Linked DNA regions of Homo sapiens: all the other regions are linked to region 2. The links are chromatin contacts, found by Hi-C or POLR2A ChIA-PET in ENCODE. All regions are on one chromosome and are shown on one strand. Each heading gives the region's core, a stretch centred on a gene start or an enhancer-like site at or near the end of the contact. The rest is flanking DNA. Distances are from core to core; before and after follow the strand shown. Region 1 holds the start of TMCO4 (transmembrane and coiled-coil domains 4). Region 2 holds the start of NBL1 (NBL1, DAN family BMP antagonist). Region 3 holds the start of OTUD3 (OTU deubiquitinase 3).

Region 1 (3,110 bases), core at 157-2,656, 160 kb before region 2:
GAGCTGGGATGCTGGTCTCTGACCCCCGTCGGTACCTTTTCCTCCCATAACCCTAGATTGTCTTCACTGGGAGTAAGGGCAACAGCTTCTGAGGCCACGATGATTCATGCCCTAGCTCTGGCACTCATTAGCTCTGTGGCTTCTGCATTGTCTGGACCTGAGCCTCGGTTTCCTCTCCTTCAGAGTGGGTGTGATGAAATTTCACAGGGTTGCTAGGGGAAAGAGATCCATTCATTAAGTGCTTCTTTTGAGCACCTGCAAGTGCTAGGCACAGTCCCTGGGGCTGGGCACACAGCGGAGAGCAAGGCAGCCTAAACCCGCCCACCTCCAGGGCTTTTAAAGTCTAGTTGGGGCTGCGCGGTGGCTCACGCCTGTAATCCCAGCACTTTGGGAGGCCGAGGCGGGTGGGTCACCAGAGGTCAGGAGTTCGAGACCAGCCTGGCCAACATAGCAAAACCCCGTCTCTACTAAAAATACAAAAATTAGCCGGGTGTGGTAGCACACGCCTGTAGTACCAGCTACCAGGGAGCCTGAGGCAGGAGAATCGCTTAAATCCGGGAGGCGGAGGTTGCAGTGAGCTGAGATCGGGCCAGTGCACTCCAGCCTGGGTGACAGAGCGAGACTCTTATCTCAAAAAAAAAAAAAAAAAAAAAAAAAGAACTGTACCTGGCGCGTAGTAGGTGCTCGGTAAATTTGTTCAATGACTGAATGTGCTGGGTGCTCAGGGAAGACTCTCAGATCCCATCCCAAGAGACCAGAATGGAAAGCAGGAAATGGATTGGGGGAAAGGGAGGTCTGAAGGCAGAGAGTCCCAGGCACGGGAGCCTCCAGGCAGAGGCCCTGAGACAGGACCAAACTTAGCGTTAGGGAAAATGAAAGTAGAATCAGGAAGAACTTAGATATCTGAACACTTTGCAAACTACAAAGTGCTGCATACACGTGCGGGAAGGCGGTTTCTGCGGCTGGTTCTTTGTTTACATTATACATTTTTGAAGACTTTGTCTTCAAAATGTGGCTTTGGGGCATGCCACTCTCGGGGCCGAGTCCTTCGCGGGCAGTTTCTGCAAAGTCCAACCCTGCAGGGCCCTTCTCCCGCGCCGCGCTGTCTCGCTGCTTCCTGGAGGGTAAATGGACCCACACACAGATGTGGCGCCGCGGGCTTGCCGGTCACCTGCAGAGGCCGGCACCCCTGTCGCGATGGGTGGTGGAGGTGGGGCAGAGGTGGGACGAGCCAGGTCGGGACCCGCAGCTGGCGAGTCAGAGCCTGGAAGGCCCCGCGCCCCCGCGCCGCGCTCCCTAAGTGCTCCGCCCGGCCGGTGGCGACCAGGCGCGCTCGGGGCAGGCGGCGGGACGGGCCGGGACCGGGGCCGGGACGCGGCGGGGAGGGGAGGGGCCGGGCCGGGCCGGGCGGGAGGAGCCGCTCGCCGGTTTTGCCGCCTCCGCCTTTGCCTTCGCAGCCGCCTCCAGGTAAGGGGGCCCCGGAGGAGCCGCCAGGCCACGGTGGCGCGCACCTCGCTGGGCCACTCCCCGCCGGCCCCACGCGGGGCACTCGGAGCCCGGCCCAGCCCCGGGGCCCTTTGCCCTGCGCCCCGCCCTCCACCCCGGGGACACTGGACCCACCAGGAAGCGGCCGCGCGCTCCCTGGCGCTGCCTGCCCTAAGCCCAGGCCGCCTGCTGGTGGTTGGTTTGTTTTCAGAGCCGGAAGTGCTTTTAGAAATCTTGGGGAGGCAGAGGGGGAAACTGAGGCTGGGCGGAGCACTCGGGCGACTCCGGCCTCGGCCTCCGAGTTCTTAGAGGTCACCCAGCCGCTCCCTTGACAAATGAGGACGCTGGTCAAGGTCAGAGAGGAAGGGGGCTTGCCCAAGGTCACAAGAGGTCCCTGTGCTTCCCCTTGCCCCACGTGGCCCCTCCACGCCCCCGTCAGGAAGGCCTCTAGGACTCCCCCGCCTCCTGTCTCCCTGTCCCCCCGCAGACTCTCAAACAGAGAATTCCAGGAGGGCTTGGGGAGCCTCTGGAGAAAAACCAGGCTCCTCATGTTACAAGGAGGCCATGTCTTCTGGTGCCCATGCCTGAAGTTACAGGAGGGAAGAATTACTGCTGCTGACTTTTGAGTGGATTTTACAGCTGGGTAAACTGAGGCTCAGAGAGGTGAGGTAACTTCCCCAAGACCACACAGCTAGGAAGCAAGAGATAAAAACCTGGGCTACCTGCCTGGAGAGCCTGACCCAGTGCTTCGCACAGAGTTGGCCTCCACAATGCCTTTGCCCTGACCAGGCTGCCTGGCCCTTCCCTGGGGTTGCACTGGGAATTAGGAGCAGGGCCAGGCTAGAATCCCAGACTACTACCTAACTCGAAGTAGGAGTCAGCACATGAGCCCCCTTTTTCCTAACTCAGTGTTCATTGCAGAAAATATGACACTCTTTTAAGCTTTGGGAACATCCATTTGTTCATTCACCAAATATTTGTTGAGCACCTACTGTGTGCATTGTTTAGGCAACGAGGATACAGCAGTGAACAAAAAGGAGCGCTGCCCTCAGGAAGTACACTCCAGAGGGTGGAATAAAGCCCTGCCCTTCAGCCTGGGGAGGGAGGGCTGGGCACAGGGGAGACCACTGGCATTTCCCCAACTGTGAAGTACATGAAGACAGCAGAAGAGATCGGTATTAGAGTGGCCTCAAGCCCTCGTGTGCAGCATCAGACAGAGATGGGCTCAGGTGCTAGCTTTGCAGCTTTGTAACTGAGTGGGATCAGGCAAGTTAAATGACCTGTCTCCAAGGTTGTTGTGAAAATTAAAGGAGCTGAAGCCACAAAAGGCCCAGTGCAGTATCTGACACTTTGGGAGACTTTATACTTTTTAGTCCTAAGGCCCAAGGAGGAGTTGGACAGGAGGAGTTCATCGATTAGGTTGTCATAGCTCAGCATGTAGCTCCCACAAAAGCTGGGGTCTGGAGAGTTCCTCATAAGGCTCAAACCATCTCTCTCTACTCTGGTACCACTGGGCTACAAAGGCTGATCAGCCACCAGGGCTGGCTAACGTGGGACCTAAGAAATGTCAGTGGGTGGTTTCTCATTGTGTTCTCTTTTGGCCTGTGTGTTTTGTAAACAGTGTT
Region 2 (2,947 bases), core at 65-2,564:
GGGAGGCCCCATTCCGCAGTAACAAAGGGTGAGGGGCTCCTTGTTGACAAATTGCTTCCCCGCCAGCGCCCGGTCTTTGGCCTCCAGCCCTGACCTCTGTTTTCCTGGGGTGCCCCTAGTTACAGGCTGGTGGCGTCCAGCTTGGGGAGCGAGGGCCTCCGAAAGCCTGGAAGTGTGGCTTTCTCCCTTGATGCCCGCCAACCTCCGGCCACGCCAAGGCAGGCGGCTGCCCCCTTTGCCGCCGCTTGTAAACGATCAGAATCGCCCCGCCCTGGGAGCGGGCCGGGCAGGTGGCCCGCAGCAGGGCCTGTCGTCCAGCCGGCCTCGCGGGGGTGGAATTCTTAAGAAAACTGAGCCCCCGGAAAGGCTGGCTCTCCCTGCCCCAGACTCAATTCCAGGGAGATGACCCGGGCCAGGCCTCGGGGCCGGCGGGAGGCAGGGGGAGGGTTTGCCGCACCCGGTCTAGGAAACTATTCGTGAACCCCGCTGGGGGAAGGCGAGCCTCCGACACTGGGGGATTGTCTGGATCGGAGGGCGGGGGATCAGGGAGAGGCGCAGACACAGGGCGAGACCCCCACAGAGGGCAGCGCAGAGACAGAGAGAGGGAGAGAAAAGCCAGAGGCAGAGACACAAACGCGGGCAGCCGAACACGGAGGCAGGCGGGGAACGGAAAGAGACGGGCAGACCAGGGGAAAGTGAGCGGCGGAAACGGAGCGACGGAGAGACAGACACACGGACGTGGGGACCGAAGCAGAGGGGGCCGCGGGAGGCGGAAACGTCCAGAGCCGAGAGGCGCGGCGCGGCGAGGCCCGGGCACGGCCGGGGGACATGCGAGCCCGGCCCGCCCGGCCACGCATCTCCCTCCCTCGCTCCCTCTCTCCCCCGGCCGCGGAAACTCCGATCCAGAAACGGAACCCTGGGGCGAGTCTGGGGACGGGCTCCGGACGCGGCGGTGCCCCCCGGCCACCCCGTGCCGCGCCCACGTCCCCAGCGCCGGCGTCCGGAGGCGCCCGCCAGGTCCCCCAGGGCTCCTGAGCTCGGCGGCGGCGCCTCCACCCGGTGCCCGCGGCCGCCGGACGCGCCGGGGGACGCAGCTCCGGGCTGGGGGCGCGGCACTGCCCCCGCGGCCGAAGCCTCTGGAAGCCGGGCGCCCGCGTGCCGACCCGGGCGGGACTTACCGCGCGCGCCCGCCGGTCCTGCGGAGCTGGGTGCGGGGGTCGCGGGCCCGGGCGCCCCAGGAGGCTCGGCGAGGCGGCCGGCAGGGCGGGGGGCGGCCCCGCGACGCTCGGCTGGGCTGCGCTGCGCGCTGTCTGCGGCCCCGGGCGGGCGCGCGGCGCGGGGGAGCGGCTCCGACGTCAGGGTGGCTCCCTCCAAACAGGGCGCGAGGGCGGGGGCAGCGGGGAGGGCCGCGCGCAGAAAGAGCGGGCGGGCGCGCGCGGCCTCTCCCTCCGGGTGCGCAGGAGGGGGCGCCGCGGCGGCAGGGGCCCCGGGCCCTCTCCTGGCCCGCCCGCCCCGGGCTGAGCTTCGGCGCGCTCCGACGGCGTGGTGGGGCGGCCGGGACGCCTGGCCGGCGCCCGAGAGGCAGGGCAGCCCAGCCGGGCGCCCTGGCCCGTTCTTAAGCGCCCTCCCCGGGTTTCTCTGCGCTTCCACTCTCTCCGCCCGACTTTTACCGAGCCTGGGCCGTCAGGCCGTGCCAGGCCTCGGGGTGACAAAGATGGATGTGTCCTTTTTGTGGGCACCGGGCATTGCAGACTTGCCCCGAGAGTGGGGCGCCCCAGCCCGCCGCGTCCCGGCACCAGGAGTCCCCAGTTCTGCGGTGCACCTCATCCCGTCCGCTCCGGCATGCGACCCGGTTCAAGTCCGTGCTGTTGGTAGCCTGGGTTGCTCAGCCTTGCCTAGTGTTATCCTAGTGTCGCTCTCGGCCCCACGCCCTTGGCTTAAGCATCCCGAAAAGCCCCAGGGACTTATTAGGAACTAAAAAGCCAGCAAATGAACTCACTTCTCTGACTCCTGGGAAGAGTGGAGCTCCTGGCCCCAGCTTCCAGCCTCACCTCGGGGGTTCCTATCTAATCAGTGGGCACTTGGGTGGATTGCGGCCGTACCTTCTCTATTCTGTGTGCTTAACAACGGGGTGAGAAAATAACTTTGCTTCTGGAAAGTGGTGGCCCAGGGACACCACTGGGACACGATTGTAGGACTTGGGGATTTTGCTTTACAGCATAGTTACCTGTGTCCATGTGTTTTACCTAGCTTGGCTGGAAACTTCCAGATAGACACAGCCCTGCTTGTCTGACTCATGAGGTTGCCGGGCATCCTGGGTGGCTCCTAGTGGCCTGCTGGGAACTCCCTGGTGTACTCCAGCCTACTCGCACCCTCCACACCCAGCCTGCATCTGCGCCTCCTAGCTGTTGCCTGCGCCCTTCCCTCTGCCCGGAATTCCCTTCCCCTCCTTTCATCTCTGGCAAACATTCTTCCAGCTCCAGATTGGAAAGCCTTCCCAAGACCCTTTGGGAGCATCTCCCTCCTCCAGTGTGATCCTGGAGCACAGGATGAGAACTTCTGTTCATGTCAATTTCCCTCTAGAATAACTGTGTACATCTCTTGGGCAAACATTCTTCCAGCTCCAGATTGGAAAGCCTTCCCAAGACCCTCTGGGAGCATCTCCCTCCTCCAGTGTGATCCTGGAGCACAGGATGAGAACTTCTGTTCATGTCAATTTCCCTCTAGAATAGCTGTGTACATCTCTTTCCTCCATTAGACCTTGAGGGCAGGAATCGTGTTTATTTCAGTGTCTCCATTGCTTATGGGCAGGCCAGGTGAGATGTACAATGTATTTGGTTGAATGAAGTTGTTGTTGTTGTTGTTGTTGTTGTTATTATTATTATTATTAGAGACAGAATTTTGCTCTTGTTGCCCTGGCTGAAATGCAATGGCGTGATCTCGGCTC
Region 3 (3,192 bases), core at 589-3,088, 240 kb before region 2:
CATACCCAGTATAGCAGACACAAGCAATCCAATCATTTGCAAGGAAAAGCCCCAATGTCCCACGCCAATTCCACTGTATTCAATTGGTATTTCTGTTTCTATAAGGGTGTCTTGGGCTTATGCTTAGGCTAGCTGACCTCCCTCTATTATTTTTATATTTCATTCAGCAAAAACGTACTGACTGCCTTCCATGTACCAAGCACTTTGCCAGATGATGGTGAATAAATGTAATCAAGTTCCAACTGCATCTTAAGCAAAAACAGCAACGCAGCAAAGTGTGGTGAACTCTTTGTGAGCAAAAAGAAATCCAATCTGCCTGAAGCAATGAGCATAAACAGGAACGGTGGGAAAGGGAAATTAGGACCAGTTCACAGTCTTAATCAATAAGCTGCAATGTAATGTGAAAATTTTTAAAACACCTTATTCTGCAGTTAATATCTAAGGCAATTCCTGGCCGGGGGTGGTAGCTCATGCCTGTAATCTAGGCACTTTGGGAGGCCGAGGCAGGAGGATCGCTTGAAGCCAGGAGTTCGAGACCAGCCTGGGCAACACAGCAAAATCACCGTCTCTACAAAATAACAATAATAATGAACTAAGGCAATTCCTTATGGTCTTTAATTTCATTTTAGTCTTCCCTCTGCAGGATCTGAGCACTCAAATACGGGGAGGAAAAAAACAAAAGCCAGGCTGTTATTAACACTCTCTCTTCCAAAGTGACACAGCTGACAACCAGACCCCTTTTTACCTGCCCCTGCAATGGGGATCCTAACTGTTCTCCCCTCTTCCTGACCCTTTTCCTTCTTCCATCCATGTTCCTGGAGCCATATCCCCTTTCTTGAAGCTAATTTTCTTCCTCCTCCCCACTCTCCCCCTCCGCGTTCCCTAAAGAAAGCTGGACCTGGATCCAGTCTAAGTCCCAAGAAAGCTTGGGGAAGCACCTTTGCTTACAGAGAAACTGAGGCCCATGGAAGGAAGAATTAGAGAAGCTGCCTTCAGCTCAGTAAACAGGCGACCTAATTTCACAAATGTAAATGGGGGCACCACCCAAAAACCAAGGACTCAAAGGAGGCAAAGCGTTCTACCAAGTGGGGCTTACTCAAACTCCTTCAACTGGTCTTATCGTCATGATAACTGTTTTTCCAATGCCTGGCTCCATCTCATTCCTTCAGAACTCAGCTTAAATGTCACCTTTGAGAGAGCCCTTCCTGGCCACAATCCAGTGGCCCTGCTCCCATATACGGTCTCAGCACCCACTTTCTATTTCGCTCGCGGCGTCTGCCATGATTAGGACCCTTTGGGATCCCCGCGAGCGTCTCGGGGCGAGGGGCTTGTCCGCCTCACTCGCAGCTGGACGCCCTGCACTCGGAGCGTGGCTGGCTCGCGGGAGGCGCCCGGGCCGCCCGAATGAATGGATGGATGGACGCGAGCGGGCAACGGTCGCCAGGCCGAGCCCGGCGCGTCCCCCGGCGCCGCCTCCCTCGCTCCCGGCCCGCCTCACCCGTCCCCCGGCACCTCCCGCAGCTTCAGCCCCAGGGCCTGCAGCTGGTTGGCGAAGCTGACGAACTCCTCCTCGCAGCCGCCGCCGCCGCCAGACTCCGGCCGATTCCGCCGCTCCTTGGCCAGGGCCCGGCGCGCCGCCCGCTCGTCCCGCTTGCGCTCGGCCTCGGCTTTCCGGCTGCCGCTGCCCGGCCGGCTCTTCGCCGCCTGCTTTCGGGACATGGCCTTAGCCTGCAGTCCCCAGCGGCAGGAGGGAAAGGCGCAGGACCCCCCAGCGTCCGCCTCAAGCGTTGGGAAGGTAAAACAGCGCGGGCAACGGAGCCCGGCGACGACTACGCAGCAACCGCGCCTGCGCCGGCGCCCAGCACCCCGGTCACATGATGGAATCCCCGCCTCTTTTGCGGGGCTCGGCGAGCAGACGCCATAGAGAGCTGGAGGGGCACCCATCTTGGTTTGTTCTATTCCGCCCTCTAGTGGTGGATGGTACTCAACGTGAGTGGCAGGAGCGACCGGAGAGGGACCAGAGAGAACAAAGCAGGAACAAGTCAAGCAGAGAAATTAAAGATGATAGAAGAGTGGAACACAGAGCAGCGGCAAAAGTTAGGACCGGAGATGAATAAAAACGATTTAAACTCTTGCTGCGAGCCTACTACAGTTGGATAGGCACTTTCACACGGCTCATTCTTGTTTAATTATCCCCAAATTACAGGAAACTGAATCTGAGTGGTTAAATAATTTCAAGATCACACAGCTAAAAGGCAGAGCTTTGCCCTGGCTCCAAAGCCCGCATACTTGTTTATTTAATCCTGCCCTTCATCTCTCCGCCTTCCTTCGTAACTCAAGGGAGAGGTCGCCCTTCTGTCCAAGACCACTGGAAATCCTAATTCCATCCTAGAGCGACCCACCTAGGTTTGCCTGGACTAGAGGTTTTCTTGGGATGCAGGACTTTCCGTTTTAAAACTGAGACAGACCAGGCTGGGCGTGATGGCTCACACCTGTAATCCCAGCACTTTGGGAGGCCGAGGCGGGCTGACCACAAAGTCAGGAGATGGAGACCATCCTGGCTAACACTGTGAAACCCCGTCTCTACTAAAAATACAAAAATTAGCCGGGCGTGGTGGCGGGCGCCTGTAGTCCCAGCTACTCGGGAGGCTGAGGCAGGAGAATGGCATGAACCCGGGAAGCGGAGCTTGCAGTGAGCCGAGATTGCACCACTGCACTCCAGCCTGGGGGACAGAGCGAGACTCCATCTCAAAAAACAAACAAACAAAAAAACAAAAACAAAAACTGAGGCCAGGTGCAGTGGCCCACGCCTGTAATCCCAACACTTTGGGAAGCCGAGGCCAGGGGATCGCCTGAGGTCAGGAGTTCGAGACCAGCCTGGCCAGCTGGCCAAGATGGTGAAACCCCATCTATATTGCGTGAGGCTGAGGTTTGGAGTACAAATGAATCTGTCACCCAGGTAGTGAGCAAAGTACACAATACACAATAGGTAGTTTTTCAACCCTTTCCCCCAACTGCCTCCCGACTCTTGTATTCCCCAGAGTCTATTGTTCCCATCTTTGTGTCCATGTGTATCCAATGTTTAGCTCCCACTTATAAGAACGTGCAGTATTTGGTTTTCTGTTTCTGCCTTAGTTCACTTAGGATAATGGTTTCCAGCTGTATCCATGTTGCTGTTCTCCCCTCTTCCTG

The links. Hi-C counts contacts between places; a loop is a spot of excess contacts on that map. ChIA-PET counts read pairs that join two places held with the same protein, here RNA polymerase II (POLR2A). Pooled maps may share reads with other maps.
Region 1: a pooled map shows a loop between it and region 2 (2.2-fold over the local background). The contact joins the promoter of TMCO4 here to the promoter of NBL1 in region 2. A Hi-C loop is called at or near these places in 1 of 37 single-sample maps with no recorded cell type and 1 of 50 pooled maps. POLR2A ChIA-PET finds 5 or more read pairs at or near these places in 2 of 52 experiments (HCT116 and activated CD4-positive, alpha-beta T cell).
Region 3: a loop to region 2 is called in a pooled map, with 3 times the contacts of the local background. The contact joins the promoter of OTUD3 here to the promoter of NBL1 in region 2. A Hi-C loop is called at or near these places in 1 of 50 pooled maps. POLR2A ChIA-PET finds 5 or more read pairs at or near these places in 3 of 52 experiments (H1 and WTC11).

Annotation. Positions count from the first base shown.
Region 1 is chr1:19,798,212-19,801,321 of GRCh38, reverse strand. It overlaps TMCO4 (transmembrane and coiled-coil domains 4), which reads left to right and starts at 1,406. Exons shown (of 16, transcript NM_181719.7): 1 at 1,406-1,467; 2 at 3,107-3,110. RefSeq lists an enhancer at 738-1,238 and a silencer at 1,162-1,661.
Region 2 is chr1:19,642,678-19,645,624 of GRCh38, reverse strand. It overlaps NBL1 (NBL1, DAN family BMP antagonist), which reads right to left and starts at 1,314. Exons shown (of 4, transcript NM_005380.8): 1 at 1,179-1,314. All of the region lies in intron 1 of MICOS10-NBL1 (MICOS10-NBL1 readthrough), which reads right to left. RefSeq lists a silencer at 1,229-1,568 and an enhancer at 1,467-2,302.
Region 3 is chr1:19,881,041-19,884,232 of GRCh38, reverse strand. It overlaps OTUD3 (OTU deubiquitinase 3), which reads right to left and starts at 1,838. Exons shown (of 8, transcript NM_015207.2): 1 at 1,499-1,838. The coding sequence starts at 1,719. All of the region lies in intron 1 of LOC105376823 (a long non-coding RNA gene), which reads left to right. RefSeq lists a silencer at 1,295-1,634 and an enhancer at 2,005-2,054.